Linked DNA regions of Mus musculus: region 1 is linked to region 2. The links are chromatin loops, found by intact Hi-C in ENCODE. Cell type or tissue: heart. All regions are shown on one strand. Each heading gives the region's core, and the rest is flanking DNA. Links, peaks and the distances in the headings are about the cores only.

What was found. Hi-C counts contacts between places; a loop is a spot of excess contacts. Peaks named below come from ENCODE experiments on the same cell type or tissue, not always from the same donor. Only the 100,000 strongest peaks of a DNase experiment are listed, where the experiment ranks them.
Region 1: it touches region 2 in a loop (2.8-fold over the local background); 1 of 42 quality-filtered maps calls a loop at or near these places.

What each region holds. Positions count from the first base shown.
Region 1 is chr3:144,671,468-144,687,604 of GRCm38, forward strand. Sh3glb1 (SH3-domain GRB2-like B1 (endophilin)) reads right to left here. Exons shown (of 9, transcript NM_019464.3): 9 at 15,435-16,137. Among named protein-coding and RNA genes, the nearest start is that of Sh3glb1, 41 kb to the right of the region's middle. In heart, for the core only: no CTCF peak of the experiment used is centred there; a DNase peak (open chromatin) is centred at 8,404; H3K27ac peaks cover 138 bases.
Region 2 is chr3:144,619,623-144,635,759 of GRCm38, forward strand. It overlaps the pseudogene Rpl9-ps8. Among named protein-coding and RNA genes, the nearest start is that of Selenof, 57 kb to the left of the region's middle. In heart, for the core only: no CTCF peak of the experiment used is centred there; DNase peaks (open chromatin) are centred at 8,499 and 9,209; H3K27ac peaks cover 1,668 bases.

The sequences.
Region 1 (16,137 bases), core at 4,136-12,135, 51 kb after region 2:
AGATTGGGGGTGATTCCCCATTAATTGTGCAGAGTTTAATAAATAAAAATCATAGTTTTAAGTCTCATTCATTTGAAGCTAAACAAGAATAAGTTTAATTGTAATATTTTACAGACGTGAACCTGTGGACCTAGCTGCTTTCTGCTCTTTCCCCACATGGAGGTCTACCACAGAACCTCATGATCCCTGAGTATCTCTCTCTCTCCCTGGGGCCATGGTCAGGAAGTGCTTTAGAATAGATAGTCTTGAAGTCACTCTCTAGGAAGATGTAGGAGTCTGGTGACAAAGCTAGGGACCTTGACCAGCTGGAAGGATGGAATCACCAGGCTGTGGACTGGGTACTTCTGCAGACTCTTTCCTGAGAACATTTAAGTAACCTCACAGGCCGCCGGCCCCCGCCCCACCCCGCCCCGCCCCACCCCCTGCTTAGGTTTGAGGTTTACGTCTCCAAACGTTCTGTTCACAGAACATTTACTTTCGTCCCCACGGCTTCTGTGAACAAATTTCTAACAGTTTGTGCTTATTAAGTAGGTAAATCCAAATAACTTAATAGTAGTAATTTGTGCACAATCTGACAGATGCCTCTGTGTTTCCCTTGGAATTTTAAAAATATTCCAAAGTACTCCTGTGGGTTTTCTATCGAGGGCTTAGCATATGCTTGGTCTCGAGGGCTTGAGGCGTAGACAGTGCTATTACGATACAAATGGTCCTTAACAGGGTAACTTATCATCAGCCCTGAATGCCAGATGCATCCATCTGGTTTGCTGGAGAGTGGGCTAAGCCTAAGGAGACGGAAATTTGTGAGATTACGTTTTGGAGGGAAATGAGGTGAAGGGTAGTTTTAGGCCAGGGGTGATCGTGGTCATGAGGGAAAACGGCTGCATTCTGGGAGGAGAAGGAGGAAGGCATTGGGTCCTGCTGAAGCCCTCACAACCCCAGAAAGTGAAGGGACAAGGACAGTGGCACAGCAGTTACTAGGTTACCTGTTTCCTCATGTCTGAAGCTGGCACTGTGTTCAAAACCAAGTGTGAGGGACCGCACTGGAGGGCTTGCTCAAGCTTCTGGGTCGAGCATGCCTATGTTCTTGAAATTCTAAGGATGTTCATCCTGGCCCTAGTCTTTGCCCTAACTGTTTTGCTTTCTCCATGAGTCTGCAGGACAGACCACTTTTGCATCTCACTCGTTCTGTGAGTAAAACTTGTCCAGGTTCCATCTTGAGCCTAGAGTGCAGATGTTACAGACATGTGAATAACAATCTCTGTTTTATGAGCTCGGTGTCTTACCATCTATCCGGGAGACCTTCATCTCTCTCTCTCTCTCTCTCTCTCTCTCTCTCTCTCTCTCTCTCTCTCTCTCTCTCTCTCGGTGTGTGTGGGAGTCATATTCAGATTCATCATGTCTATTATGAGAATTCCTTCCCCTAGGAGACATAGACAGTACCTACTCCTCCTCTTTATGAGCTCCCAACAACAAACCAAAGCGCACGTCTACCGATGCTCGAATTGCCATTAACCTGCCTTCTGCACCTGCACCTGCCAGTAATTTTGCATGACTAAGAAGACATGTTTGGGATTTTGTTACCTCACCAATACATTCATCTCTTAGTTAAATTTCTCCCAAAGCAGCATTCATGACAGGGCTGTGCGGAGGGATAGCGTTCTTTGTAAGGTGACCTGAAGCTCGTGTGAAGGGACAGGGAGAAGGAAGAATATAATCGATGGGGCCACCTCTTTGGACTCCCTGCTTTAGACGATGGTGCCACCGAGTCTTTCATGATGGTACCGGAGCAGTCCATCCCTAGGGCATTTGTCCAGTGGCTCCCATGTACTGTAGACTAAGATTATCCCTGGAGATTTTAGCCACTCCCTTTTCCTGGATGACCCTGTGTGTTGTAGACATTTTTAAATCCCAGTTTGGGGTTTCTACACCACCTTTGACCATTTAGTTCCAGGATAAAAGACACACATATTAGGCTTATATTTACAACAAGCCTTAATCAGCACTAGAGCTGGGCAGATATCTACCTTCTATGCTACTAGAATCTACTTTCCTATCGATAGCCCTGAATTATTCCTTACTAGGTTTCATCTATGCTGCTTTGAACTTCAGGGCCATGTTTTTATGGCTCACCTAACCCATGGCAGCTTCTCCTCCCTCTCCCACCTTCTTCCCCATTCTCCTTTCCCCAAGCCTGGGAAAGCTAAACCCTACCTATATCTCTTCTGTCCAACTATTGCCTGTTGCCATCTTTATTTAACAGTCAGAAGTAATTTGGGGGCAGGGTCACTTGGGTCTATGTGCAGACTCTAGGTCTTGCCACCAGCAACCTGCCCTCGTACGCTTCCCCCACTTAGTGTTATAATAGACAGCAAGACCAAGCCTCAACAGGATTGTAGGATCTGTGGACTGACTGCAGTTCTGCAGAAAGTCACCAGATAAAAGAGCAAGGAGTGCACGCTTGAAACTCCTTAATGGCTGTAGCTGTAGTTAGGAGGAGGGGTTCAGGCCAAGAAGGACCTGAGCCAAGCCTGTGAGAAACACAGGTGACTCTGAGACTTCTCTTGTGATGAGGTGAGATACTGAGGTACATCTCCATCACTTGCCATGCCCAAATTTGTGCAGCAATATCACATAGCCTTGAGGCTATTAGGTACAGAGATGCATCTGGCTGCTAGTCCTAGCTTCTCCCGTTACCACCAGTCTCCAGCCTCATCACAGACATCTAAGCCAAAAATACCCAGCCCAACTCTTCCCAAGTTCTTAATAAACAAAAACTTTGAGAGCAAATTGTTAAGATACTAAATTTTGTCCTACTTTGCTTTGAAGATAATATGCCTGTCTCTCAGGTCAAGCCTACCCATAGACACCGTCATTGCATTCTTCTGACACTGGGTAGTGGGTGCAAGTCTACCATTGTTGATGCAAATCTCCCCCAGGCCATCAGGGTAGTAATCATCCACTCATACACCAGGGGGAGATTTATTAACTCTCATTCCAAACGTGTGTGCTAAATGTCTGCTACACAGAAAGGACTACGCTAGAGTTAAGCAAAGCTTCCATTATAGTCATGGATCTCAGGGAATACTGAATAATGGGAGAGACAAACAAGACATACAATCAAACTCTGATGAAAAAGAGCTGGGTGCATTTAGAAAAAAATGAGAAAAAAAAAGTAGGCATACGTTTGACAGGAGCACAGTCAGGGCAGGACCCCCTAAGACAGCGACATGCAGGCTCCCACTTGAAGACCGGAAAACCACTGGCATTGGGAAGACGGTCACGTAAGAAGCTGCTTTAGTGGGGCCTTGAAGCCAGAAAGAACTTTCTAGGTGGAATAATCTTGTTCAGCCTTGCTCTGAGCAGTGGATGCAATCCGGGTCTGTTCTGTTTTTCACCTTGTTTGGACTGGCGTTACCAGGGCCAGGTCTTCTCTTCGTTTTGTCAGAAGCCTCAAAGGCATAGCTTAATGGCACCAACACACTACAAACCCCTGCTCATCAGTCTGTTGCTGTGGTTTAGGTATGGGCTATGTAGCTCGCAGTCCTAAATGGGATTTTTTTTTTTAAATCAAACCCCTCCCACTAAGGCTCAGGGATCTACGTGGAAGAGGAGATGGATTCTTAGAGTCAGAGGTGGTGGATAAATCCAAGGAAACAGTGCCTTGCAGATTCAGTGGGACTGAGTCACACATGAACTCACAGAGACTGTGGCAGCAGGCACAGGACCTCACAGGTTCAAGTCAGACAGAGTCCCAGAGCAAGGAAGGAGAAGTGAACACCAGGTCCCACTCCTAATCAAGAGGCTATTTGCAGTTTATACCTACCGAGGGAGGGAAAGTTAAATTTCTCCAATGGAATGACACTGGGTATTCTGGCCACATTCCAGAGCAGGCTCCATGCTCAAGAGTAGTTGGCCAACAAACATCAAATAGACTTGATGTTTTGTGTGTTTTTTTGTTTTTGTTTTTGTTTTGTTTTTGTTATTTTCTGTCTTTTGCTTTTTAGCTTTTAGTTTAGTTCTGATTTATTCTGAGAAAGAGAGAAAGAACGTGGTGTTGGGAGGGTAGAGGGATGAGAGGCCCCTGGCCCTCATTGTAAGGTATGCGGTGAAAGCAAGCCTAATGCATTTAACATTTCATGTACAAAGAAGGTTGCATGGACAAGCCCACACCCACCAGGCAGAGAACACTCTTCTGATACAGACAAGGGAGGGGTACACATGTTCCCTCTGGGAGAAATCTAGTATGTCAGCTGGCTTCAGGATATCCTCAGCTATTGTAACTGCTACCAAGTGCCCCCATTTATCAGTCGGTTGCCTTTCTCTGTTGTACCTGACTGGGTGTTCCCCCACACGTCCATCTGGGTTGGTCCCTTCAGCTACTCTTCAGCTATGCCTGCCAGTCCTCGCCAATGCTGTCTTCCCATGCTTCTCCACTTTTGTCTGACTAATTGCACCGCACTTAGCTGTCTCTGCTGCTTGTACTCAGCTGTGGCAAGACAATTTGATGAAAACGTAGGGATTTGGAAAAAAAAATTCTGTAGAGGGAAAGAAAATCATTTAGGCTAATTAAAACACTAAAGAATAATTGGATTGGAGCAGAATCATAAAACTCACTTACCTTATTGGGATATCATGAAACCTAGCTAGTCGGTATTCATGGTTTGAGCAACAAAAGAAAAATTGTTATTGATTTACATATAATCTGTCTGTTGTATCTTCTAAAAGCCTCTGTAGCTTCTATATATCAGGGGAGGATGACACCAAATGTCTATTCCTCTTGGATCTATTTAAAAAAAAAACAATCAAAGAGAAACATCAGTGGTGCATAGACAGCAGCGCTTCTCTTGGCTGTGGGTGGAGAAGAGGGGTCTGGCTCTGCAGCTAGACATCATGAAGGACTGTCGTCTAGTTTGTAAAGCACCATCGCGTCCACAGAGCACGGCCCATTAGGTTTTTGATGAGAACTTTGGAAAGGCATCTGTCTTAGTTCCTCTGGTTTGTTTTGGTTTCGTCCTAGGCCCTCTCCCCAGCCCCATGAGAGATGGTCTCACTGTAAATTGTGGCCCGCTCTCAGTTTTACTCACTCGGAGCCTGTGTTTTCCTTAGGCAATCTTCTTCCCTCCATTTCGCAACTTCTGAGCCTAAACTTCTCAGTTTACCAAAGCAGAAACAAGAGCAGGGGCTGAGTCCCTTTGATTTGTCTCTCATTGGTGATGCCCGCAAAAGGGTTGCTGAGAAGGGGCCTGGAATTGCTGTCTTCATTAGTGGAGGTGAAGAACCAACCTGCCTCCATCTTAGGCTTAAAAGCCACCTTATAGGAAAGACAAACTAGGTTCATTCCTGTTTATGATCAAACCTATTTCTCCAGGACTGGGCTATTGCCTCCCCCCACCCCTCCCCCCCGCCCTCAGCTTCAACTGCAAATGGTTCTGTCCTTTCTGTTCCAGGAATGACGATCATGCCTTTGCTTCATTATTTATAACCATCTTGCAAACCTACCTTTGTTTCAAAGGTTCTAAGACCCTCCTATGCCTAGCTTGCTGTGACTCCCTTGTGGTCACTTTGTTTTGACCACCTGTTACGTTCTGCTCCTGTAACCTGGCTTATTATCCCCTATTTGGGACCCCCCCTCTACCCCTGAGCTCTATAAAAGCCTGGTCTCTGTCACATCCAAGGCTGACCTTTCCAACCCCACCTTAGGGGGAGGCAGCTCATGTATACAAATAAAAAAGCTCCATTTAAAGAATTTGGCCATGATGATTTGGGGTGGTGGTCTTTTTCCTCCCATCTTTGGGATTAACAGAAGCAAGGGGACATTCTACCTCCAAGTTCAGAAGCAAAAATAGTTTCTTCCCTCCAACTTGCTATGGTCATGCCAGCTGAGAGGGGTTTTCTTGTGGTTTGTGTGTGTGTGTGTGTGTGTGTGTGTGTGTGTGTACACATGTGTGTGTAAGGACAATCACATGCTCAAGGGGAGGGTACCAGACAGAACAAAGTGCCTCAGACATCTATCTCATTTCATTGCCACAAGTGGTCTGGAAGAGGGAATTTGCATAGTCCCTGTTTATCCAGGAGTCCTGCCAGCGGAGCAGGAGAAGCCTCAAGAAGGAAGCTTGCTCTCTAGTGGAAGAAGTCCCATCATTCCTTGCGGCAATTCCCCAATTGACCCTTCTTGTGCACTGACCGCTTCCTCTTCCGAAGCTCACGTGAAGAGCATCACCCTCTTCACTCTCTGAAGGGAACAGCGGGGTAGTCAAGCTAGAAGATGTTTAGACAGCAGCACACTGATATGGCTATCTAGAATGGACTAAGATGACAGATGCTAGGCACCTTGGGATTATAGGTGAGTGTAAAATGATTGACATCTTGTGTCTGGAGGACCCAGCAGTAAACAGTGACATGATCTGTTACACACCCATTCCTGCTAACATGCTGCCTCTGTGTGATTCCGTATAAATGTGTCCTTGAGGTCACTTTTTGCCTTTGCTAGTCTGTGTAGGGCTGGCTGCATGTCTGCCTATGTGCCAGCCAGCAGGCGTGTGTCTAGGTGGCTGCCAGCATCTGCCTGCCTAGCAGTCCGTGTGCTGTGAACGAAGAATGTCTTACCTGCCCACCTGTATTCCTTACAACCTCCTGGGGTCCCGTGATCTGCCTTCCTTCACGATGTGGGCTCTTGGACCCCACTCGACCTTAGTGGAGCTCCACCCGTTTGCCCGTGGGTTGTCAGATGCACTGCCATGGCTGTAGACCTCCCTTCGTGGCCACTCCCACTGCTCCTTTAACTACCAACACTGCACCCACCCTAACTTTAACCTTAATTCCTACAAACTTGAGCTCACCAATGTCCAGAGAGCTGCCCTAAGGAGAGCTTGCTAAGACTCAAGGATGCACGGGGACTAAGGGACAAAAACGTCCTTGAGAGGAAAGAAAGAGAAGCAGTGGCATAGAAGGGTGACTTAATAAGAAGTTGGAAGGGCTCAACAGCAGAACTGACTTCAGCAGAGAACACCTAGAAAAGAAGACAGTAGAAGGTACGATCAGGCAAGAGGAAAATCTAGCCAACTGTGGTCAGATGTGCAAATAGCTTACCGTTTCTGCTTCATCTACATAACACTTAGCACAGAACTCATTCAATTACTAAATTTGAGCTGGACAGACTTTGTAGGTTCAAATTTTTTTTTAAAGTTTAATCCTCATTTTTGTGTGTGTGTGTGTGTGTGTGTGCGTGTGCGCACGCGTGCGTGTGGTGTGTATGGAGTCATGTACAGGCCATGTGTGCATGAGTGCCCCACACTGCACCTGTAGAGACTAGAGGACAACTTTCAGGTCTTGATTCTCATCCTTCCCAGGTAACTGATCTCAGATCATCAGTCCTGCCTGGCAAGTGCTTCTGCCCGGTGAGCCATCACACTGGTTGGTTTATTTTGTTGGAATAGCAAAGTCCTCCTAGCCCAGCAATGCTGTACTACAGAGTTTGTTGAACTCAGAGAAATCATCTGCTCACTAATTCCACGCTGGAAAGACCATTGATGATATCTGGATCAGAGAACATCTACCTACAAATGATCGTACATTCTAATGCAAATGCTTTTCATTTTATTGATTTATTTGGAGTGTGTGTATGTGTGTATGTCTGCTTATGGGCACGTGTGTGTAAGTGTGTAGAGACCAGAAGACGGCCTCTAGTGTCCCATCTATCATACTCTGTCTTGTTCCACTGAGACAGGGTCTTTCACTGAACCTGGAGATAACTAATGGCCAGTGAGTGCCAGAATCCTCCTGTCTCCGTCCTCCCACAGTGCTAGAGTTACAGACACAAGTTACCACACCCAGCTTTGTGTGTAGGCTCTGGGGATTTTAACTTGGGTCCTCCTCCTTGCTCAGCAGAAGTCATCTGAGCCGATTGAGTCACCTCCCTGATTTCCAGAGACGTTCAAAGTTTTGTAGGGTTTGTTTTGCTTTGCTTTTTAGGGCAAGGCACATGACTATTAATTTATAACCCTAGTCCCCAAAAGCTCTTTAAAAGCTTTCTTTAGTGTTGTAGGGAACAAATAATACTAACCCAGGAACTCCCCAAACTCTTGCCAGACCTGCGTCCACACTAGGAAGCCAACAGGCTGACATTAGCTTTTGTCGTCAGTAGCTTTATTTGCCCACAAGAACCACAGGAAGGGTCGGCGTGTCTGTCCAGGACTTCCTTTGTCTCTCTTCCCTACCCCTTTCCCCAAAAGGCTCCTTGGCAGAAACCTTGCAAGGTTAGAGAAAGGAAATTCTGATAGCCACAGTGACTGAAGCATGGAGGGCAGAGTGGTGCTGTGCTGCAAGTGAGTTCCACCCACATCCCCTTGGCCCCCATGGGAGTATCCCTCTTCTCTGTGCTCGACGGAAGGAGAAATGAAGGCTCTAACTTACACAGCCTGGGAGAGCCTGGGCTCTGGCCAGAGACTCCCCATTCCCAAGGCCTTGCTCCCGGTGGACCATTAGATCAGTCTGTGAGGTTTAGAATGGACAGGGCCAGTGACTAATCCCTTCGGCAGCCCCCACAGGGCAACTGAACAGACAAGGCACGCAGGCACTAACACCCGCGCCGCCTGCTGTCTGAGGTCCAGGGTGCTTCTCCAAGAAGCCAGCTCCCTTTCCCCTTGTTCCTTACCTTACCTTGTATTTGTTCCCTCTGGGACCTGCCACAGTTAAGCGGGACCGCTCCTAGCTGAACCTTCAGTATAGGAACTGGAAACTCTCCTCTCTACTATGCCTAGCCCAGCTTAGCAGCTCGGGCAGGGTCTCTTGAGAGAAGATTTCTTAAAACACAGAGCACATTCATAAACTCCAAATGCTGGTGAGGCGCCCAGGTGCATGCACCAAAATCTTCTGAATCTATATATAATGTGCCTAAAAATTGATAGTGCAGCCAATCAAGAACCGCAAGGCATTCTGGGAGCCCCTTCGATTTCTCTGAACCCATTCCCACTCCTCACATCTATGCAGTGACGATATAGCAGGGAATTCTTATTCAGCTTGGGGCTTGGACAGTTTCATCCCTGTACATCTCATTCTGATTCCTGTCACCCCCACTTCTATTTATCTCCCTCTTCACCCTGTCTCCCGCCCTCTACAAATCCCTTTCTCACATTCACGTCTTTTTGAGTCATTTTGTGACACTGTGGGTTTAACCAGGGCAATCTGTGTGAACATGGGTTTAGAGCTCTCTATTAAGAGTCTGGCGAGTTTGGATAGATGGTATTTTAGGAACACTTAACCAACTCTTGACAGCACGCCACACATGCCGCCATATTTAAACTGGCAGCTATAGGCAGCCAGTACACTATGAGGCTCAAGCAGCTGAGGCAAAGGGCTAGAGACACAGCTCCATTGGTAAAGTGCTTGCCTTGCAAGACCCGCAGCCAGTACACTATGAGGCTCAAGCAGCTGAGGCAAAGGGCTAGAGACACAGCTCCATTGGTAAAGTGCTTGCCTTGCAAGACCCGAGCCCAATTCCCTAAAACTCCATGGGGGGGTAAAAAAAACCAACAAAACACACAGACAAAACCAAAACCAGGTGTGGTGTTAATGTACATTTGTAACCCCAAAGCTGGGGAAGCAGAAGCAAGTCCTATGGCTAAGTTACCAGCAAGCCTAGCTACTTGTAAGTCCCTGTATCAAATAAGTGGGCAGTTCCTACCGAATGACACACCCAACATTGTCCTCTTGTCCCGGTGAGCACTTGCATACATATGCACACACAGGAAAAATAAAATAAAAAGGAGGCATACAGAAGTCAATTGACTTTTTATAGTCCCACAGATGAGAAGAGTCAGAAGCAGAAACAGAGCTCAAGCATTCTGTATCCCAAGCCAGTCTGACGAACAACCTCTCTGGGACTGGGGGAGCTTTACTTACTAGGAGAGTTGGGAAGAAGACCTGAGACTGGGCGGGGGCTCTGCTGTGTAGTCAACTCTCAGAGCACATAGGTGGGAATCCCTCAAACACAGATGTATTGAGGGGTTAAAGTTAGGGTGGGCGTAGTTTTGGTAGTTAAAGGAACAGTAGGAGTGGTCATGAAGGGAGGTCTACAGCCATGGCAGTATATCTGATAACCTATGGGAAAACGAGAGGTGCTAGCATCCAGAGGAGAGGGAGGGATGGGAGGAACGGCTCAGGACACTGCAAGCATCAGGAGACTCAGGAGAGCTGAGCAGAGAGGCTCTTTATTAGCTTCAGGCTCTCATCTAAGCCAGTACAACAGTCTCCAGCCTACAGCACGGTACAAGGATGTGGTGAGATAACATGTGTGGAGCACTCCAGCAGTGGCTGGCACCTGGTTCATGCCATGGGACACAACTACTTTCTTTTAAATGACATACTCCTATCCTACTAAACAGGGCGGTGGAGTGCTCTACCGAATACTGAATGAACAAACAGAGCTCTCCCAACAAACACAATCCCAGTAAAATCACATAGACTTGGAGAGGCAGAGAGAACACTTTTCTATTCAGGTTGACTGTTGGAATGGACCCCTTTTCTGTCTTTTGGGAATACTGCTTGCTCATCAAGTTACTCATTAGTGACTGGTATAGAGAACTGAGGAAAATGCCAGGAAAAGGGTATAACACTTCAGTTTATGGCTGGAAGTAGTTTGTGTTTTTCCAGGGAAGCAGTTTGAAAGGAGAGACAGAAAGAAAGCCTTATTTCCGCAGGCTTAGTTAAACAGAACGTTCTTCAAGTATGAAAGGACATTCCAGCACTAAGCATACCCTTAGCCCTTCATTGGCTTGTGGACTAATGATATGAACTCTGAAGCCCAGCTACACGATAATTGGTTCTTCATGCCTTGACAGCTACGCCGAGTCACAGCATCCTAACGAGGAAAGACCAGACACTTGACCTTGAAGTGCTGCTGGGCACTGGATGATTAGACCCGATACCATTGAGATATCTTACTTAAGGAGATCATATGGGTGACAACACATTTAGTGGTCCTGAAGTGAGAGCCAGATGTCTGACAAAGTTTCACATTAGCTATCCCCAAGTTTAATAGGCCCAGAGTGAGAAGGGGGTGTGGTGGGCCAGTGGTTGGCTTCGTGGAGGACGGTAGATGAATAGACCAACAGGGGAAGGGGATACTCATAGAGAAGAGAACTGACTTGGTTAAAATGTCTGTAAGATAGCAGTTATGTCTGAGTACATTCATATGTTGGCTTGTAATAGTCCTGTGGTTTATGGTATTTAGTCGAATATAGGGGATAGTCTAGAATATTGAATTTATAGTCATGTTTACATGCTAGGGGAAGATATCCATGACCTTCTGATTCTAGGGGCTGTATTTTAAAGAACCTCTGACTTAAACCGACATTGATTGCTCTTTCAGATGTGGCAGTTAATGAGGCCAGCAGGTCCCCTGTTGGCTCAGTGGGCTGTAGGTATTTTTAGTTTAGTTCATAGTTAGGGGCAACACATTTTCTGCTTCATAAACAGTTTCTAGGCCATCAGTATAGAAAATAAAGAGATATTGGCCATGTTTTATGGGCATATAGAAAAAATGTTTTGAAACCCTGACTAAGGCTGGGGCTCTCAAGCCACCAAGGTGGCTCAGTGGGAAAAGATGCCTGGTAGCAACCTGACAACCCGAGTGCCATCCCCAGGAGCCACCTGGTAGGACAGAATTGACTCCTACAAGTTGTCCTCTTACATCCACATGCATGTGTCATGGCATACATATTTCTTCATGTGTGCACACATGCAATTAAGTGTAAAGAGAGAGACTGGGCTGCTGAGCTGGAAACAAGACCTGGCTCTGCTGCCTTCTCTCAGAATGGCTCACGACTCTCTTATCTGCAAAGCAGGGGCAGACATGCCTTTCTGTTGGGCTCAAGGAAGATAGTGTTCATTAACTGTAGGCCAAATGTTAGGAGTACCGTGTGTTATCAGTATTTTCGAAGGGAATCCTGAAGGCCCTGAATCCACAGGATGCCGTGCCACTGTTCATAAAGGCTCATTAGAACCACTACCAAGTCAGCATGGTGTGTGTCCAGTTCCTCTGAGGGGAGGGCTGGGTCCGGGTCCGTCCTGGTTGAGAGGGATTCCCAAATGTCTCCTGGTTACTTATCAGCCCAAACATTCTGACCGAGCAGCTTTGTAATTTAACATATAAGCAAACTCACCCCACCCAACAGCCACCACTAGAATTGTGCATACTGTTCCGGTGAGTAAGTGTGGTTTAGTTTATTATTAAAACTTGAAAAACTTGGGCTTTTCTCAAGTCTGTTGGGATACAAGAGCGTGAAAGACGTTCGTGATCTGATTTCTAACATTTTCCTTTTATCAGCGAGGAATCCTAGGGCCTATGAGCTTACGTGAATAATTTGCCGTATGAACCACATATTTAAGTTCTGCGGGACTTGCTGTCTAGTGCTCTCTAAAAGAATGGGTTATGAGAAAGTGTTCTAAACTCACCATTATTTTAGAATCCTGCATGTAACTCGTTTATATCCAAACACCCTGTGTTGAAGGTAAATTCATTTAGTTTTCCAGGGTTCCATTATGAAATGAACTTTGTTAGGAAGGTTCATGGGGTACAGTTAGTCCTGTTATGCACGTATAATGAGATTTCTTTAGAACATACCATGCCATTATGTGTGCTTTGAGCAATTCCAAGCTAACCTGATCATGTTTCCGAGCTATGATTTAGCATTTTGAAGCTCAAACTCTCCCACTTGGTTTTTCCCCGTGTAGAAGCAGATCTGGACTGTTTTCTGAGCAAAGTCTCACCCCTCTTCTAATAGTTCTCTTTTTAGGAAGTGAGATGATTTTTATAGACAGATCTCTGTGGTGTTTTGAATAGGACTGGCCCTTGCAGGCTCATATATTTGAACACTTGCTCATGAGGGAGTGGTACTAAGTAACAGGAATTAGGAGGCATGGCCTTGTTGGAGTAGGTGTGGCCTTGTTGGAGGAAGTTTGTTACTGGGGCTGGGCTTTGGGGATTCAGATGCTCAAGCCAGGCCCAGTGTTTCTTTTCCTACTGCCTGCCAATCTCGATGTAGAATTCTCAGCTACCTCTCCAGCACCATGTCTACCTGTGTGCTGCCATGCTTAGCCAGAACAAAAATGGACTAAACTTCTGAATGTAAGCTAGCTCCAATGAAATGTTTTCCTTCACAAGAGCTGCCTTGGTCATGGTGCATCTTCACAGCAATAGAACACTAAGATCATCTCAATTACTTTTTTTTCTAAATATTGCCATTATATCTATGGTGAAAGTATTGGGATGTGTGCTTCATATGCTCATCAGAAATCTTAACCTCAAACTTTTGGCTGTCAAATTGGCAGTTATGAAAGGGACATAAGAAATTTCCCTGTGAATGGTCCATTTCAGTACTTTAGAAATGCTAATGGTGTTACTTAGAAATGAGTAACTATTTATGATGTGCAGGTTGTGTGAATTCTTTTAATTTGCACAACGGTGGCCCACCAGGTTCTACACACATCATCTTCCCTGAGGGTTTGTAAAGCCCATGCTGCTGTACTCCACCTCTGGATTTCCTGATTCTGCGGGGATCAGAGAGTTTGGATTTCTAAGACATTCTCCAGTGGTGCACTGCTGGCCAGGGAGCTGTTTCAGAACTACCGCATGCTTCACACCAGGGAGGCCGGGCCGTCAGTCTGCATATTACTTGTGAAAACAAACAAACAAACAGGAATTAAGGTCATATAATTTGCCTCAGACATAGGTGGTAATAATGATAGGTTTAAAAAAATTTCTTGACTCTATAGTCTATATAGTATTCCAAAGTCTATAGTCTTACTTTCTGTGCGGAGAGGTTTTAGCACCAACCTATTCTGTCTAGACAGAATAGCAGTAGTGCTATGTTGTAGCAATAGCAGTTGGGATGGATCCTAGTAATAAGGCTGGTCTCTATGACTCCCAGTGTTGGGTTCCAAATATATTAAAAAGTGGATGTTGTGATATGTTCCTAATCAAAGCCAGAGTGCAGGGGAGAATAATATACTCCCAAGAGAAACTCCCTTATGCGGATAGAAATGGACAAGGGCAGTGTCATTCCAAAGGATGTGGGACAAAGGGAACCCTGATGACATGGCTGCAGCGTCCACTTAGGACATTTATCTTTTTATTGATGTTTACTTTTGGTTTTAATTACATTTCTCCTCTCCCTTTCCTTCTTCCAAACTTCCCATAACCCCTTCCTGCTTTTCTTCATTCATATCTTTTTTAATCAACTGTTGATGCAGTGTATACATATATATATATGTGTGTGTGTGTACATTGGTATACACACACACACACACACACACCTATATATCCCCAAGTATAACATGTTATAGAGTGTCACTTGTATGTTTTCAGGGCTGACCATTAGTGTGCTCCTTCCTCAGGCCCACCTCTCCCTGCCCCTGCTTTATTTAGTTGCTTCTAGTTCTTTGTCTAGGGTTGAGGCCTCGTGGGCTTTCCCCAGTTTGGCATGTCTGTCATACTGGTGACCATATGGGCGGTCATATTGGTGAGACTTTACGACACAGCTTCTGATGTTACTATGAGGCACAGTCTCACAGCAAATTTCCCGATCCTCTGGCTCTTACAATCTTTCTGCCTCTTCATCTGCAAGGTTCCCCGCGCCTTAGGAGTGGGAGTGTCTCATAGATGTATCATGGCATTTTTCTTTCCTAGCCATGCTGATGAAGGTGCTCTCCTGGGAGAATTAGGTTTGTGTGTGTAAAATTTAAGAGCTTCTGTACTTTGTGGGAGCCCTTGGTGCTCGGGCCTCCCTTAGTCTTAGGCAGTAATGAGCAGGCAGTGCGGGTGTGGGTGTGGGTGGTATGCAGCAGGTATGAAGGGATAGGTTAGGGCTCAGTAGGTAGTGTGCGGGCCAGGGCTCTGTCACTGTGAGATTGCTAAGGCAGACGACTCTGATTAGTGTGTGTTCTTGTATGGGAGAAAGAATGAAGGAGGTGTCACAATGACTGTGTGGAGCTTGGAGGACTTTACATTTTGTTCTTGGCAGCTGCATATGGTAGGTTAACGGGTACATGAGGACACCAACTCAGGTCCTCAGGCTTGCAGACATTTCACCAGCCCCTCTGTTACTCTTTCATCAGCTAGAGAAAGAATGCTACTAGGTAATTGAGGAAAGAGTCTGAGTGCTGGGAAGTAACTCCATTTCCGTCAACAACATCCACTACCACCAGCTTCCACACCCACTTCTGTACAATGCCAGGAGGGTCAGCTCTACCAACTTTCAGCCCACTCCTCAGCTTCACTGCCAGTGGCCAGAGAAACTTGAGGTCATCAGGGAAGGACTGACATGGATGGTGCAGCGTCCCCACTAGCAGGTGGAGGGGAGGACTGCTCATCTGTGGACCCAGGCACATGTAAGCCATGTAGCACTTGAGGAAAGAGTTAGGAACACAAAGAGCTAGCAGCACAGTGCTCTTCAAAGCAGTTTATTAGTGAAAAACTGGAAACCTAAAAATTCAACAGTAGTTTAACAAAATGTGGCACATATGAGGAAATATCATGCATCCATTAAAAAAGATGTAGACACACATGACACAGCAAGATAGGCATGGGACTGTTGAGTGAAAAAGTTACAAAACAGCATGTACAATTTGATCCCGTTAAAAAAATCTGTAAGTGTGCAGAGAGCCTGGAGGCCACCTCAGTCATAGCACTTCTCTGATAGTGGAACTGTAGGCCATGTTTTATTTTTAACCTCTAAAATTTTTCTTTTTGTCAGCATATTATGACTTGTATTAATAAAAAAGCATTAACAATTCTTAAAAAGTCTACTGTCGTAGGAGTTAGATTACAGCTTAGGGACTGAGGTACAGAGGTGTGCATACATTAGTCTAATACTGCTTCACTGGTTTCTCAGGGTGTCTTGAAGCTAAACCCCAGTTCAAAGGCACTGTATGGAAGTATGGTGGTTAGAGCTCACTTTCTTTAGAGCTGTGATTCTCAGCCTGTGTAACGCTGTGGCCCTCTAATACAGTTCCTCATGTTATGGTGACCCCAACCGTAACATTCTTTTCCCTGTTACTTCATAACTGTCATTTCGCTCCTGTTACAAATCATAATGTAAATACATATCTGTGTTTTCCGATGACCTTAGCCGAGCCCTG
Region 2 (16,137 bases), core at 4,959-12,958:
AAGGTAAGTCTGGTCTTGAACTTTCTAACGAAATTCAAGACAGTCTATCAGAAGTAAAGTAGGAAATAGCTTTACAAGGTATGTTTGGCCTTGAACTTTTTCTAGTGTTAGGAGCCTTTTTGTTCCTTTTCACATGTTATCAAGTGGTTAAGGCAGGGCTAAAAATTCTGGATGAAATTCAGGGCAATCTATCAGAAGTAAAGCGGGAGAGAGAGTAGGAGCAAAGAGGAAATATGGTACACAAAATAAGTATACAGGCCTTTCCAAGGGTCTTGAACCCGAGAAAAAGTTAAGGTCAGGTAAGAATACCTGGGGAGAGATTAGAAGAAAGGAAAAGGAAAAAGAAAAGAAAAAAGATCAATTAGCGGAGGTTTCTAGGAGAAGGAACCTATACTCATCACTAGATGAGCTCAAGGAGCCAGTTCTTAGTAGTTCTGAATCAGATGAAAAGGCTATTAGGGCCTGAAAGGCGCTCTCCCGAGCAGGTAAAGCCACTAGACAACTAACAAAGATCGTCCAGGGACCTCAGGAGTCCTTCTCAGATTTTGTGGCCAAAATAACAGAGGCAGGCTCTTGCAGCCTACAAAGTCTTATTGTCCACCCTGGAGTTGTAAATCAGGATTATAAAGGGGAACTTCAGGTTCTCTGTTCTTGTCCTCAAGTTGTCTTTTCTATATCACAAAGGGACAGAATAGCTCAACTAATAATTTTGCCAAGCCTACATGGCTGTTTTCCTTCCTCTGGTATTCCTTGAGCTGCCAGAGGGATTGGTTCTACTGAAAGTGATTCTGATTACTTAATAATGCCTTTAGATTGTTGTCAAATTTTATCTACTCATGCCAGGCCATTACAGGTCTGACAAATGGATGTCACGCATATTTCCTCCTTTGGGAGAAATCAATATTTACATGTTTCTATTGACACCTGCTCTGGTGTAATGTTTGCCACACCTTTAACAGGTGAAAAAGCCTCACATGTGATTCAACATTGTCTTGAGGCATGGAGTGCTTGGGGGAAACCCAAACTCCTTAAGACTGATAATAGACCAGCTTATACATCTCAAAAATTCCAGCAGTTCTGCCGTCAGATGGACGTGACCCACCTGACTGGACTTCCATACAACCCTCAAGGACAGGGTATTGTTGAGCGTGCGCATCGCACCCTCAAAGCCTATCTAATAAAACAGAAGAGGGGAATCGAGACTCTACCCCGAGTACCAAGAGTGTCTGTGTCTATGGCACTCTTTACACTCAATTTTTAAAATATTGATGCTCATGGCCATACTGCGGCTAAACGTCATTGTTCAGAGCCAGATAGGCCCAATGAGATGGTTAAATGGAAAAATGTCCTTAATAATAAATGGTATGGCCCGGATCCTATTTTGATAAGATCCAGGGGAGCTATTTGTGTTTTCCCACAGAATGATGACAACCCATTTTGGATACCAGAAAGACTCACCCGAAAAATCCAGACTGACCAAGGGAATACTGATGTCCCTCGTCTTGGTGATGTCCAGGGCGTCAATAATAAAGAGAGAGCAGCGTTGGGGGATAATGTCAACATTTCCACTCCCAATGCCGGTGATGTATAATGCTCAAATATTCCCCTGCTTTTTTACCACTAACTAGGAACTGGGTTTGGCCTTGATTCAGACAGCCTTGGCTCTGTCTAGACAGGTCCAGACGACTGACACTATTAACACTTTGTCAGCCTCAGTGACTACAGTCATAGATAAACAGGCCTCAGCTAATGTCATGATACAGGGTGGTCTCATGCTGGTTAATCAACTCATAGATCTTGTCCAGAAACAACTAGATGTATTATGGCAAATAGCTCAGCTGGGATGTGAACAAAAGTTTCCGGGATTGTGTGTTACTTCCATTCAGTATGAGAAATTTACTAGGACAGCTAATTTGTCAAAAAGTCTTTCTCAGTATATGTTACAGAATTGGACGGCTAAATTTGAACAGATCCTTCGGGAATTGAGACTTCAGGTCAACTCCACGCGCTTGGACCTGTCCCTGACCAAAGGATTACCCAATTGGATCTCCTCAGCATTTTCCTTCTTTAAAGAATGGGTGGGATTGATATTATTTGGAGATACACTTTGCTGTGGATTAGTGTTGCTTCTTTGGTTGGTCTGTAAGCTTAAGGCCCAAACTAGGAGAGACAAGGTGGTTATTGCCCAGGCGCTTACAGGACTAGAACATGGTGCTTCCCCTGATTTATGGTTATCTATGCTTAAGCAATAGATCGCTGGCCACTCAGCTCTTGCACACCACGAGGCTAGTCTCATTGCACGGGATAGAGTGAGTGTGCTTCAGCAGCCCGAGAGAGTTACACGGCTAAGCACTGCAGTAGAAGGGCTCTGCGGCATATATGAGCCTATTCTAGGGAGACATGTCATCTTTCAAGAAGGTTGAGTGTCCAAGTGTCCTTCTCTCCAGGTAAAACGACATGGGAGCAGGTCAGGGTTGCTCTGGGTAAAAGCCTGTGAGCCTAAGAGCTAATCCTGTACATGGCTCCTTTACCTGCACACTGGGGATTTGACCTCTATCTCCACTCTCATTAATATGGGTGGCCTATTGCTCTTATTAATAGAAAAGGGGGAACTGTGGGAAGCCGCCCCCATATTCGCCGTCACAAGATGGCGCTGACAGCTGTGTTCTAAGTGGTAAACAAATAATCTGCGCATGTGCCAAGGGTATTTCTCCACCCCATGTACTCTGCCTTCCCCGTGGCAACAACTCGGCCATGGGCTGCAGCCAATCAGGGAGTGATACGTCCTAGGCAAAGGATAACTCTCCTAAATAGGGACGGGGTTTCGCTTTCGTTTTTGGGTTTAAGTTTTACACTCTTGCTCCTAAAGATGTAAGCAATAAAGTTTTGCCGCAAAAGATTCTGGTTTGTTGTGTCTTTCCTGGCCGGTCGTGAGAACGCGTGTAAGACCTCACACCAATGAGCTATTGCTCCAGCCCGGAAGTTATTTATCATTTATAGTTCTACATGTGCATCAGGGGGTTTGTTTATGTATTTTGTGATGTAGAGACTGGAAAGTAAGACTGGTCTTCCAACGGATTCTGTGTCTGATATGGGCACTCTGCTCTATAGACAGCACTTTCTAGGTATCGCCTCATAAAACGGAAGAGTCAAGCAAGGAAGCCCTCCCAGTTTTCTTATAAAGGTACTAATTCTCTTCATGAGAGCAAAGGCCTTTAATTTTTTTCTTATTATTTTATGTGTATGTGTGCCTGAGTATATATATTAATACCACATGCTTACAACAACCCATGGAAGCTAGAGACGTCATAGGATATATTGGAACCAGAGTTACAGGTGGTTGTGAACCACCACGGGGGGGGGGTACTCAGAACCAAACCAGGGCCCTCTGCAAAGAGCTCCTAACCATTAGGCTATCTGGCTCACCTCTTGGTGCCACCACACTGAGGATTAGATTTCAACAGAACAACCACTCAGACCCTAGCAGTTACACCGGCAGAAAAACGAAGTATCTCTGAGCTTTGTGACAAGAGAGCTGCCACTGTATCTGGCAGCCTGCTTCCAGGCTGGCCTCATGGCTCCTGCGCTAACATGTTTTTTTCTTTTTTCTAATAGGTATAATTATTTGGCCCCAATTGCTAGCAGCAAATGTCAACACTCGTCTACTGCCTTCCTCCACTCCGAAACCCCCTCATACCATCGAGTCCTAATGCATGTGTGCTTTCTTCAAATGAAAGGCATGCTTTCAGGACCTGATGGAAAGGAACAGCTGGACCCTTTCAGAGGATCCATTAGGAAGTGATGGAGCGCTCGGTAGTGCAGCTGCTGCTAGGATGAAAGTGTTTGCTCAGCACAAAGGGCTCCAAGCACAAACCTCCACCAGCCTTCCCCTCCCTCCGAAACCCTGTCTGCAGAGTCACAGCGCTTCTAAGGGAAAGAGTCAAGGTGCCGCTTTTTGTTCTGCCTACTGGAGTCGTGGCACCTGGCTGGCCAAGCCTTCATAAGTAGCAGTGGCCAGAGCCTCTCTGCTTCTCACTAGATCCTGTGAAGAGGCCCAGAGTGATTGCTACAGGACCCAGCTTTCTTAACCAGGGACCTCCAGCTTCAGCCACGGCTATCCCTGTAGCTCCATGATGGGAAAGAGGTGTGGAATCTCAGAAGAGCTGTTTCTGACTCCTAGAAAAGGCACTGAACTGACTCCCTCTTTTGTATCCACCTCATCCTCAGCTGGTTTTTCTTTCCAACCCTCTGGAAATAATCTAGAACCATTTTAATGAAAATATCATTGCCCAGGAACCACCACCAAAGATTTAGATTCAAGTTTACGTGGTCAGGTGGTCCATTCAAAGGCATCCTGGTGAGCCCTCTGTGCAGCCAGAGCCCACCAGTCCATCCTCTGTGCAGCTGGAGCCCACCATCCCTACTCTCTATGAGTTCAGAGCCCACCATACCCTGGTTTCATCCAGGGTCACACCAGAAGCACCTATGGATCTTCTAAGATCTTATTGCCTGCGTACTGGACAGAGAAGAAACGTCGTCACCACCTGGAGTGTTGCCCAGGGGCTTTTAAAAAACAAAGCAAAACACTCTTCAGTTGATTTTAAATGGGCCACCAAAAGCCTGCTATGGTGGTGCTCTCCTGTAATTCCAGAGCTAGGAAGGCTGCAGCAAAAAGATCAGGAGTTTGAAGACTGATCTTAGCTAAATAGTAAGACCTTGTGTCAACCACCAAAAAGAATGATTAAATGGATGGATGGATGGATGGATGGATGGATGACTTGGTAACCCCACCCCCACCCCCCAGCCATGAACTATCACATTTTTAAAGCATCTTCCAGGTGATGCCTTTTAAACTTCTTATAGTGCTTTTTTTTTTTTTTTTTTTTTTTTTTGAGACAGGGTTTCTCTGTAGCCCTGGCTGTCCTGGAACTCACTTTGTAGACCAGGCTGGCCTCGAACTCAGAAATCCGACTGCCTCTGCTGGGATTAAAGGCATGTGCCACGCCTGGCTCTGACTTTCTTCTTTTTAATCATTCATGATTTACTGACCAAGACTTTTATAAAATACAATTAGTGTCACCAGGAAAACGTGATAACAAAGCAGACCTACAAAATACAAATGTAGATATTTTCATTATTAGATTCAAAGACACAAGATTGACATGAAAAGGTCCACTCCTTATCTCTATGTGCTGTGTAACAGTTTCCTCAAGAGCGAAACATTCCATCCTACAGGGAAACTCCTTAAGCAGAAAGGTAAACAACTCAAAATAGCTTCAGGAAGTCCCTGAAACTGACTAGATTCACCAGTCCCCTCCCTGGCAGAGTTAAGCTTTAAAAGCTAAGAGTCCTTCTCAGAGAAGCAAAGCTGCAAAGATTTAGACCAAACCAGTCGCCTGGAAGAAGCAGAAACCAGCTGAGATATCTGGAAAGGACACATTTCAACCTATTGAGCTGCCTGCAGACTGTACAGTGTGCTCCAGGTTTTCCCAGTTTTGAGCTGTCACCCATGCTGGGGTGGGCTTGGTGATGCAGCTATTTTTTGATTCATTTGTGCTCCTGTAAGTAACCCCAGTGAAATTCATTCGTTAACCAAGTAGGACTTTGGCACTTTGGTCTGTTGGGGCTGTCATGGGACTTTCTATCTAGGTGAATAGAAGTGTGTCGTGTTTCCCCAGGGGAGGATTTTTTACCAATATATAAATCCTATATTTTCCTCAAAGAGCTCAAATTGTACTTGTGATCAGGATCTTGTTTCTGGAGCCAGGAAACTGAGGTCTCACTCGTCAGCCTGCTGCATGGTCCCCTTCTCAGACATAGAGATGCCCTCCTTAAACTTTCTGATATTCTTGTTTTTAACTGTTGTAGCTTGCTGAATAAGAGCCCCTGAATCTGAAACAAGTTCAATATCATTTCCTTCAAGGATTAATTCATCCTTCTGAGCTTGACAGAACAAGCAACACCTGTCCTCATCCGAACCCTGCGGATGGATTTCTCACCCAAGAAATTTCGGCTTTCACCCAAGGACCCATTCTCCTGGATAACGACGTTGATGGAGAAGTGAGCATACACAGACCTCATCTTGTAACGGAAGCCCAGTGTAACAGCCTTGATCATGTTCTGAACATGACTGCAGATGGTTCTGACAGTGGCCAGTTCCTTTCTGTTACCACACCATTTGTCAACTCGGAGCCTTTTCTTTTTCTTTCCAGAAGACTCAGCTCTACATTGATGTGATTGAAGTCCCTCTGCAGAGTTCCCCTGAGGCTGTGTGCCCTTTCAGAGTGATGTCGACATCTTCTGGAATGTCGACAGTCTGATTTCAGAGAATGTTCTTCATTCTCACAGTAGATGGGGCAAAGAGAGAATGTCCTTTCCAGGGAAGGTTTTGTCACACAACACTGGCTTTGCTGTCAGTTTGTGAACGTATGTTGGTCTGTGGCCTCTTCTTAGAGTAACACTGTTCTGAGAAACACTTGTATAAGAAATATAAATATATGTGTGTGCTTCCGGTGTGATTGTGTGCAGTGTCAAATAGAATCAATAAATACAGAGGGATGAAGCCCCAGGTAGGTAAAGGTTTCCAGGCTATTAATGGCTATGATAGGTTCTGAAGCAACAAAAACTGCTTCGCTCCATTTAAGTCTCTACTTTCTAATCTTGTAAGGTGGAGAAGTCTTCCTCCCTTAGAATCCTATTGACCCTTCTATAATGGGTAATCTTACCAATTTATTCTCAGTCTCATGAAGCACTCGCCGACCAGAAAGACACATCTCTGCAGAGTGTCCCCTTGTTCTGTCCTTAGTACCCAGCACCGTATCTGGCACAGAGAAGAACAAAATGAATGAATGAATGAATGAATGAATGAATGAAACAATTACAATATGCCATTTCACACCGGAAACACATCAGCCTTAAACATTTATAGAGCTCTATTTATAGAGCTCTTGGGAGACATCCTAATATCTGGCAGAGTCCATCTCTCCCTCAGGCTTTCATTCCAAACTCCCTCTGCAACCTGATCACCAAGGTGTCTCACTTTCTCTTCCCAGAATTCTGACTCTGTACTCAGTTCCTTCAGCCTGTTACATCAGCTGGACCATCAGCCTGCTTTGTAGTCTGGGGATTTACTGGTTTTATGCTAACTGGACAAAAGCTAGAGTCCTCAGAGACAAAGGAGCCTCAATTGAGAAAATGCTTCCATAAGACCCAGCTATAAGGCATTTTCTTATTAGTGTCATGGGGCAGGGTCCAGCCCACTGTAGGTGGTACAGCCCCTGGGCTGGTGGTCTTGAATTCTGTAAGAAAGTGGGCTGAGCAAGCCATGAAGAGCAAGCCAGTAAGCAGCACCCCTTCATGGCTTCTGCATCAGCTCCTGCCTCCAGGATCCTACCCTGTTTGAATTCCTGTCTGACTTCTTTCGATAATGAACAGCAATGTGGAAGTGTAAGCTGAATGACGTTCTCCAAGTTGCCGTTTGACTGTGGTATTTTATTGCAGCAATAGAAATCCTAATAAAGGCAAGGGGTTCATTTCTTCTTTTAAGCTTTGAAAGGCTTTTGAAACAAGGTGAGCCTCCCGGGTGCCTTCACAGGAGAACACCATTGCGTGTGGGTGGCTCATGCTCGCTAGAATCTGCTTCCCCAATTCTTAGAACCCTTCACATCACAAGGATCGCCTGGCGTGGGTAGGTCTCTGTTTTCCATCAATAGGCTCCCCTGTTAGCTCTCAAACCTGGGACAAATGGCTGCGGTGTCTACTTAAACCATCAAGGCAGACCTGTCCACCAGGTTCCCCCAGCATCCCCTGGTTCCTACCTGTTACAGAATATGGCTGGCACACCCCAACGCTACCCTAAACTACTCGAGCTCAGGGGCTGGTCTGCCCTTTCCCCAGTGGCTCTTCCCTGTATAATCAGCCATTCTGATGACCTAGCCCCTTTGACTTTACCCTTTACCCTTCTGGCCTCTCCCTCTTCCTTCTTCTCCCCTTCCTTTCTCCTCTCCCTTCTCCCTCTCCTTCTTCCCCTCTCCCCTCTCTCTTCTATTCCCCTCTCCCCTCTATTCCTCTCTGACCCCTCCCCTCTCTCCTCTCCTCCCTTCTCTCTTCCCTCTGTTCCCCAGTCCCCTCTCCCCTGGTGGCTAGGCACAGGGTCATGTCTTCTCTGGCCTCCCCCAAATGTGTCTGCCTCTGGCCATGCTCTTCCTTTTATCTATAATAAACCTTCTCCTCCACCATACCTAGGAGCAGTCTTGTCCTTTCTTTATCTTTTCTTTTTTCATTCATCCCCTTTTTTTCCTGAAAGGAGTTTGGGTGCTATCACCAAGTGACTGCCCTTCCTCACACAACTTCCATCCAGGCGGACCCGCCCAGGGAAGAGGCAAAGCTTTGGAAACATTTGCGGTTACAATTTTGCTGGGCTGGTTCCTCTGCCCCTCTCCTTCACAGCCCTGTGTGGTACACTGGCTTCCTTGCAGCATGAATTCTGGCGAACTTTAGCTAGCAGCACACCAGCAGGAAATATGTGGTCAGGAGGAGAGAGGAGCTGAAACTTATTCCAACACCCAGTCTGCTATCTGCACAGCCTGCCTAGCTGCCTACCACCCTGTCTGTGTTTATCTTTGAGAACAGGACGCCTGGAGGGCAGACGTTGCTCTTCATGATCTCAAGGTGAAACCACCCGTATCCAAAATGGCCACTCAAATGATTTCTAGAAGACCACAGTCTTCATCATTCTCCAATTTCATGCTAAGTGACATGCCACCAGCCACCATTGCAGGAAACCCCAGACCATGAAAGTGTTCTGGGAAAGCCCTGCTTATTTCAGGAAGACTATAAATGTTCCTCCCCTTCACTGGCCTGCCCTTCCCCCATTCCTCTTTACCTCCTTCTGTCCCGAGAAGCCGACTTGTGAGCTACTTCTCAAGACGAGGCTCCCACTTCTTTCTTCAGCCACTAACAAATCTGTGTTATTGTTACCCAGGCTCAGTTTTGTGCTTTGGTTTTTGACAGACACAAAGGGGGAAAATGAGTTGAGAAGGTTTCTCTCTTAAGAGAAGACCCTCAGAATTGTTGTCTTGCTTCTTCTCACCATGCTGGCATTTGGGGTTTTGCCTGACTTCCTCTGCTAGCACAGTTCCTGTGGTCTGGCTTCTCTTCCCGGACTCCAGCCACTACTGAGTTTGGGTGACATCACTCCCTGCCCTTGACCGTCACAGGCAGGAGTGGTGGTTGACAGTGGCTTGCAGTCACAAGTTATTGATGCCTCCCCGTCTGTTGATGGCTCCCTTAGCTCTGTCAGCATGCTATGGTTTGAAGCATGGATGTTTCCCCAAAGCCCATATCCTGAAGGTTTGATAGTCTGTGATGCTGAGACAGAGCTTTGAAGAGGCTAGTACTTAGTTGGAGGAAGTTAGGTTATGGGGTGTGTCCTTAAGTATAGTATGGGAACCCTAACTACTTCCTGTCCTCCTCTGATTCCTGGTTGCCAAAAGGTGAGTAGCTTTGCACTCACGGTCATTCTTTGTCATGGTGACCTGCTTTTCCTCAGGCTCCACGACGGAAGCCTCTGGCCTTGTGAGCCAAAATAGTCTTTCTTCTTTATGAGCTGGGGTCTCACAGAGACAGGAGCTTAATTCCCTACCCCTCAGTAAGCGATCTGCTGATCAAGCCCTTTCAAGTTCATTCTTGGAACAGAGCGCATCACCTGTCTTGCTGGGATCCTGCCTTGTACCCAGTCTTTTCACATGGCAAAAGTTGAGCAATAGCTCCTGGATGATCTCAGGGTTCCTTTTAGTCTATGTCACTACCTCCCTCAAGAATCCAAATATCGGACACATCATCATCACCGTCACCATCACCATCATCACCATCATCACCATCACCTATCATTTGATGCTTTCATACAGGCACACATCATGGAATGCTGGCTTGTGCTCTATCAATTTGATCTCTGTTAACCCTTACAGCAAGCTTGTGAGGGAACCCTGCTATTCAGGGTTTTTTTATTATCCTGGTTTTCAAAACAACAACAACAAAAAAATCAGGGGTAGAAATGTAGCTGGACCATTAAGAGCACTTGCTGATGACCCAAGCTTAGTTTCCAGAACCCACAATGAACTCCTCACAATGCCCTACGACTCCATCTCCAGGGGCTCTAGAGCCCTCTTCTGGCCCCTGAGGGTACACACACACAAGAGGCATAGGCATACAAATACAGAGGCACACACACACACACACACACACACACACACACACACACACACACTTAAGTTTAAAAATTGAAATCTTTAAAAGTAATGAAAGACTTGCCAGGCATGGTAGCACACACCTATGATCCCGGCAGTCAGGAGGGAGAGGCAGGAGGACCGTAAGTTCTCAAGGCTAGCCTAGACTATACAGTGAGACCACAGAGCAAAACAAATGAATAAACACACACACACACACACACACACACACACACACACACTCACCTTAGAAAGAATCTAGCAGAAGAAATTTAGCAAGTAAGTGTGCACACTATCTCACTATTTGTCTCCCAAGTACTTTTGAAAAATACGACTGTTACTCAAAAGTTCAATAAAAGTTTTTACATTAAAAAAAAAAAAATAGGATTCTAATAGGTAGCCTAGAAGGGCCTTGGATTCACAGTGTGATCCAGGATGGATGTGAGCATCTGATTCTCCTGCCTCAGTCCCCTGAGTTCTGAGATTATAGATCTGTGCTGCTATGCACAGTGTTTAGGGCTCTGGTTGGATCCCTGTCACTGAACAGAACGGGACCATCTCAGTGAGGGCAAAGCCAGAATAAACACAGCCTAGCACAATAACAGGGAGAAAGGGCTCTCGTCTCCAGTAATGAGAGTATGAGAGTGATTCCCAAGGCAGCGTCCTTCCAGAACAAAAGAAACCTCGCGGTTTCACTCTGGGAGCCTGTGTGTATTCGTGAGGGAAAGTTCCTTATGGGTCGGACTACTACTGAGCATGCTCAGTTAAGGAGTCCTGCTGGCTGTTCAGGGCAGAGTTAAAATATACATCTATTTACACTGGCATCTCTGGGTGATAGAAATGAGATCACAGACCTTCAGACACAGAAAGACCAGATTTCTCTCTCTTGTTACTCTCTGTTTGTTCCTAGTTAGCCCCAAAGTGATGAATTCTTTTATTAGTTCTCCAATAAATGTCAGAAACAAGCACTCTATTTCTTCTGAGCTTCCTTGTGTGTGTGTGTGTGTTTTTTTTTTTTTTTTACAAATTAAATATTTTGCTCTTTTTCATTAAAAAGAGTTGTGGACAGTCTTAAAAGAGAAAAAGTATTTCAGGAATAAAAATGACCTTTAACCCCACTGCCCACGTGTAAGTGTCAGTTGCGTTCTGATGTACGATGTAGTTGTTACTAGATTCAGAGATTGTGATACGGACAGATCTAGTCTACAGTGCCCAAGGGAACATAAACACAGTCACCCAAACACCCTCTAGAACTCCACGAGACCTTCAGGGCCCTCTATGATATAAGGTTCTTAAGGAAGTTTTAAGCATTCGAAACCATGATGCAAAAGGCACTAAAAACTAGACCATATTTTAATAGCATCCGTCATAGGATATAGATAGATCATAATTTGCAGAACATTCCCCTAAAACTGCTCAGGGCCTGATTTCAGAGATGGCCAGGAGGGAAAAGGAAAAGCTGACAATGGAGTGAATCTCAAACACTCCCCCGTGAACCGCCCCAGGCTTGAACTTGAACTTGGGACAGGTGGATGCCAGCCTGCCAGCTCTCTGATTGGCCTTCACATCATCTTCCATCCTGTACCACCTCCATTTCTGTTTCCTCAAACACTTGACTAAATTCATCTTCGTGATGAATAAGCATTCGATCAAAAGAAACAATGACTCCTAATGAACGCCTGTGGCACCTTGCTCCTCCCCCCTGAGTTCAGGACTGTGGTTGAACCCTCGATGGTTTCCTGTTGAAAGACCCCGGCGGGAATCCCACCTCAGGAAGGCGCGCACACCCAGTAGGACGCTGAGACCGATCTCGCTGTAAGTACACGAGGCTTTAATGGCACACAAACACACAAACAACAAAGGAGCGCTCAAGCCAGCATGCTGGGGTGAAACTCATGCACCGCACAGGGGGCAGAGGAGTTCGACCCCTGCCCAAACTTCTTACAGGCTTATAAAGGCAAAAACCACAAACCAAAAGGGGGGAGCCGAAAGAATTTGCGGGGTTAAACATGGTTGGCTTATTTAAATGTGTGTGTGGGGGGGTGTGATTACAAATTAACAGGGCAGTATGTGCCGGCTAAGGTGTAGGGAGGCACAAGGGCTTGGACTTCTCGAGGTCAGCAGGACACCTGGTCAATGTATGATTTATGGTGGGCTATAGGGAGGCGCCACCCGGAGGTGCCATCCTGCCAGATGGCCATTTGGTCCGTCCTAATAGCCCTGGCTAGTTCCTGCACTCTCTTTTTTATCTTTTATGGCCGGACATTCTTAGCTACAGGGTGGGTTTGGCTGTGCCTGGACCCGCCTGGGTCTATTCTTCAGCCCTGAATTCTTAGATACCACAATGCTATAAGACCCAAAATTATAAGTTTTTGCTCTTCACTGTGAAACATGAATGTTTGGAGGTGGTTTCTTCTGTTTTTGTTTTTCTGTTCTGTATGAGATGAAATATATTTTTCTGGAATGAATTTCTTGACATCATTGGTATTTGTTCAGGGTAAGCTTAGCTACAAACCGAGAAGATAGATACTGGCCGGGTTTGCTCTCCGTGCTTAGGATCATCACCATGGCCAACAGCAATCTGAGGGAGAAGGGCTTTATTTCAGCTTACAGGTTACAGTTCATCATCGAGGGATGCTAGGACAGGAACCCAAAGTGGGAATCTGGAGGCAGGAACTGAACCAGAGACCACAGAGGAGTGCTGCTTATTAGCTTCCTCTGGCTTGCTCAGCCTGCTTCCTCACAGCCCAGGCCCACCCACCCAGGATTGGTACACCCCTCCCCCACACCCACGGTGGGTCCAGCTCTCCTACATTAAGTTGCAATCAAAAAACAAACATGTCTGCATGCACCAGACATGCCCTGATCTGATGTAGGCCACCCCGTAACTACAATTCCCTCTTCCCAGGCTGGTCTAGGTTTGTGACAAATTGGAAAACAAAAAACAAACAACAATAAAAACAGCACAGACACTGGGTTAGACCGTTTTCTAGGCTGACTTTATCACCTGCCCTACCACCCAGCATGCATTGCTGTCAGTCTGTTTCACTGGAGCTCTGAGATTCAAAAGCAGGAACCTCAGAGGGAGTGGTCTTGGAAAACAGTGATTATGCACAGGGAGAAGCCCTTGGTGCTTGTGGGGGGTAGTGCACACTACATGGATAGAAAGAAGAGAGAGGAGGAGGAGGAGGAGGAAGAGGAGGAGGAAAAGGAGGAGCAGGAGGAAGAGGAGGAAGAGGGAGAGGAGGAGGAAGAGGAGGAGGAGGAGGAGGAGCAGGAGGAGCAGGAGCAGGAGCAGGAGGAGGAGGAGGAGGGAGAGGAGGAGGAAGAGGAGGAGGAGGAGGAGGAGGAAGAGAAGGAGGAAGAGGAGGGAGAGGAGGAGGAGGGAGAGAAGGAGGAGGAGGAGAAAGAAGAAATACGAAGCCATTGTCCTGGTTAAACAGCTTTGTCTCGTACTAACCACAGAGCCATAAGGCTCTCACTACAAGGCTTTCCAAACACCTAGTCCTGAGGTTTAAAATGTTCCCCAGACTTATTCCAGTGAAGAGCATTTCACTTGTACAAGTCTAGTTTCTAGATCTTTCCTTTTCTGAAGTGATGGTTTCCCTTTTGTCATTTCAGATTTAGCAGTTCCCCCTGCTCATAACTGCGTAGATATTATAAAGCTTTAATTTGTTTTTTTTCAATACTGGCTTCCTTTTAATTGTTCACATCAGAGATAATATTTCTTTAATATTCATAAAACAATTCTGAACCATCAGAAGAAGAAAAAAAAAGCCTCAGCTGGGTATGGTGGCCCACACCTTTAATTTCAGTGCTCAGGAGGTAGAGGAGACAGATCTCTCTGAGTTCAAGGCCAGCCTGATCTACAGAGAGACTTACAGGACAGCCAAGGCTACACAGAGAAACCCTGTATCAAACAAACAAACAAACAAACCAAAAAAGCCTCTTTAAAATGATTAACTTCCTGCCTGTTCCTTGAGTAAGTGCATTTTCTATTGGTCATCAATGTCACAAAGCTCTTTGCACAAGGCTTAATATTCAGAAAAGTCCTGTTGTAGTTTTGTATGGGACAAATGTTTTCTTCAGGATCTGATCTTCAGCATGCGGTCGGCCAGCCTTTTGTGTCTGGTAAATTCTCTTTGATCATTGGCTTTTGTTACCTGCCACTCTGATGGGGCTGGTCACTGCCGCTTGTGCTGTGGTAGCAAGCAGGGCTTGGGAGCCATGGCTTTGGAGCAGATTGCCTCAGGTCTGTTTGTCAGGGTGCTCTCTATCCAGTTCAGTTGAGTGACCTTGAGCAAGACAACACTCCTGAGCCTCTGGATCCTCTTCCACTAAAGGGAACAATGACAACTACCTCAGGGACAGACATTAACTGAAAGCCACAGGTGTGACCCATGGGAACTACTTTTTTTTTTTTTTTTGAGGTTGTAAAAGTTTATTATATGAGAAATCCAAGGCAAGTAAGGTTGATTGTACATTGTTTTCTTTTTTTAATTTTAAATATTTTTTTTATTACATATTTTCCTCAATTACATTTCCAATGCTATCCCAAAAGTCCTCCATACCCTCCCCCCCACTCCCCTACCCACCCATTCCCACTTTTTGGCCCTGGCGTTCCCCTGTACTGGGGCATATAAAGTTTGCGTGTCCAATGGGCCTCTCTTTCCAGTGATGGCCGACTAGGCCATCTTTTGATACATATGCAGCTAGAGTCAAGAGCTCCGGGGTACTGGTTAGTTCATAATGTTGTTCCACCTATAGGGTTGCAGATCCCTTTAGCTCCTTGGGTACTTTCTCTAGCTCCACCATTGGGAGCCCTATGCTCCATCCAATAGCTGACTGTGTGCATCCACTTCTGTGTTTGCTAGGCCCTGGCCTAGTCTCACAAGAGACAGCTATATCAGGGTCCTTTCAGCAAACGCTTGCTAGTGTATGCAATGGTGTGGGAACTACTTCTTAAATTGTACCTTTACACACATGCACACACATGCACACACTTTCTTTATATGACTTGAGAGCCATTTCTATTACTGGATCAACTGAGAAAGTGAAGATTGGAGATGTGACTTGCCAAGATGTATTATCGTTATCTGTGGGTCAGACTAGAGTAGGCTGGTGTTAATAGGCGTATAAGAGCTTGTCAAGTTGAGTTGATAAGGAAATGAGTTACAAGATATTATTAAACAGTGTTGTAGACTGTGCACTTACAGAGGAATCACCATGAATGAGATTAGTCCCTTTGTGAGAAGAGACATTATGCTTCCATATAATAATGGCACTTTTATACCAACACTTGAGAAACTGAAGCTGAAGGGCTGTGAGTTCAAGGCCAGCCATTCTCAAAAAGTAATAATAATGACGGTAATAATGAGACATGACAGTTTCTGTCACCTACCTCTTGTGTGAAGCTATAACAAATCCTGTGTACAAAACAGTGGTGGGCTCTACAGTGTTTATGACAGTCCCGGGACCTGCAGCCTTTCAAACCCTGACAGGTGAATGTTTGCTGGTTAGGCCACTCGTCTATGCTCCAACACTGCAGCCTAACATTTGGCCAACACTGTGAACAGTGTTCCTCAGCATCTATTCACACTCAGCTAATGACAAACCGGGTCTCAGCCAGCCATGGTAAATGAGAAGCTAACTGTTTCTCCTCCCTTGAGCAAGCAGGAGAGAGGAGCCCTGAGCCGAAACCTGCTGGGAAAACATGTGGGCACTCGCTCTGAGATTCTGGGGGAACACAGAAACTTTCTTTATCTGGGATGAGAGTAAGTCTCTCCCTCACAGACATGGGAGTGGAAGGCCCCAGCTATGACTAGTCCATAGAATGCTCAGGAATCTTAGCACCCTTGAGGAGAGTGACTTTATGAGAAGAAATGAAGAGAAAGGAGAGGTAGCCCGGTGG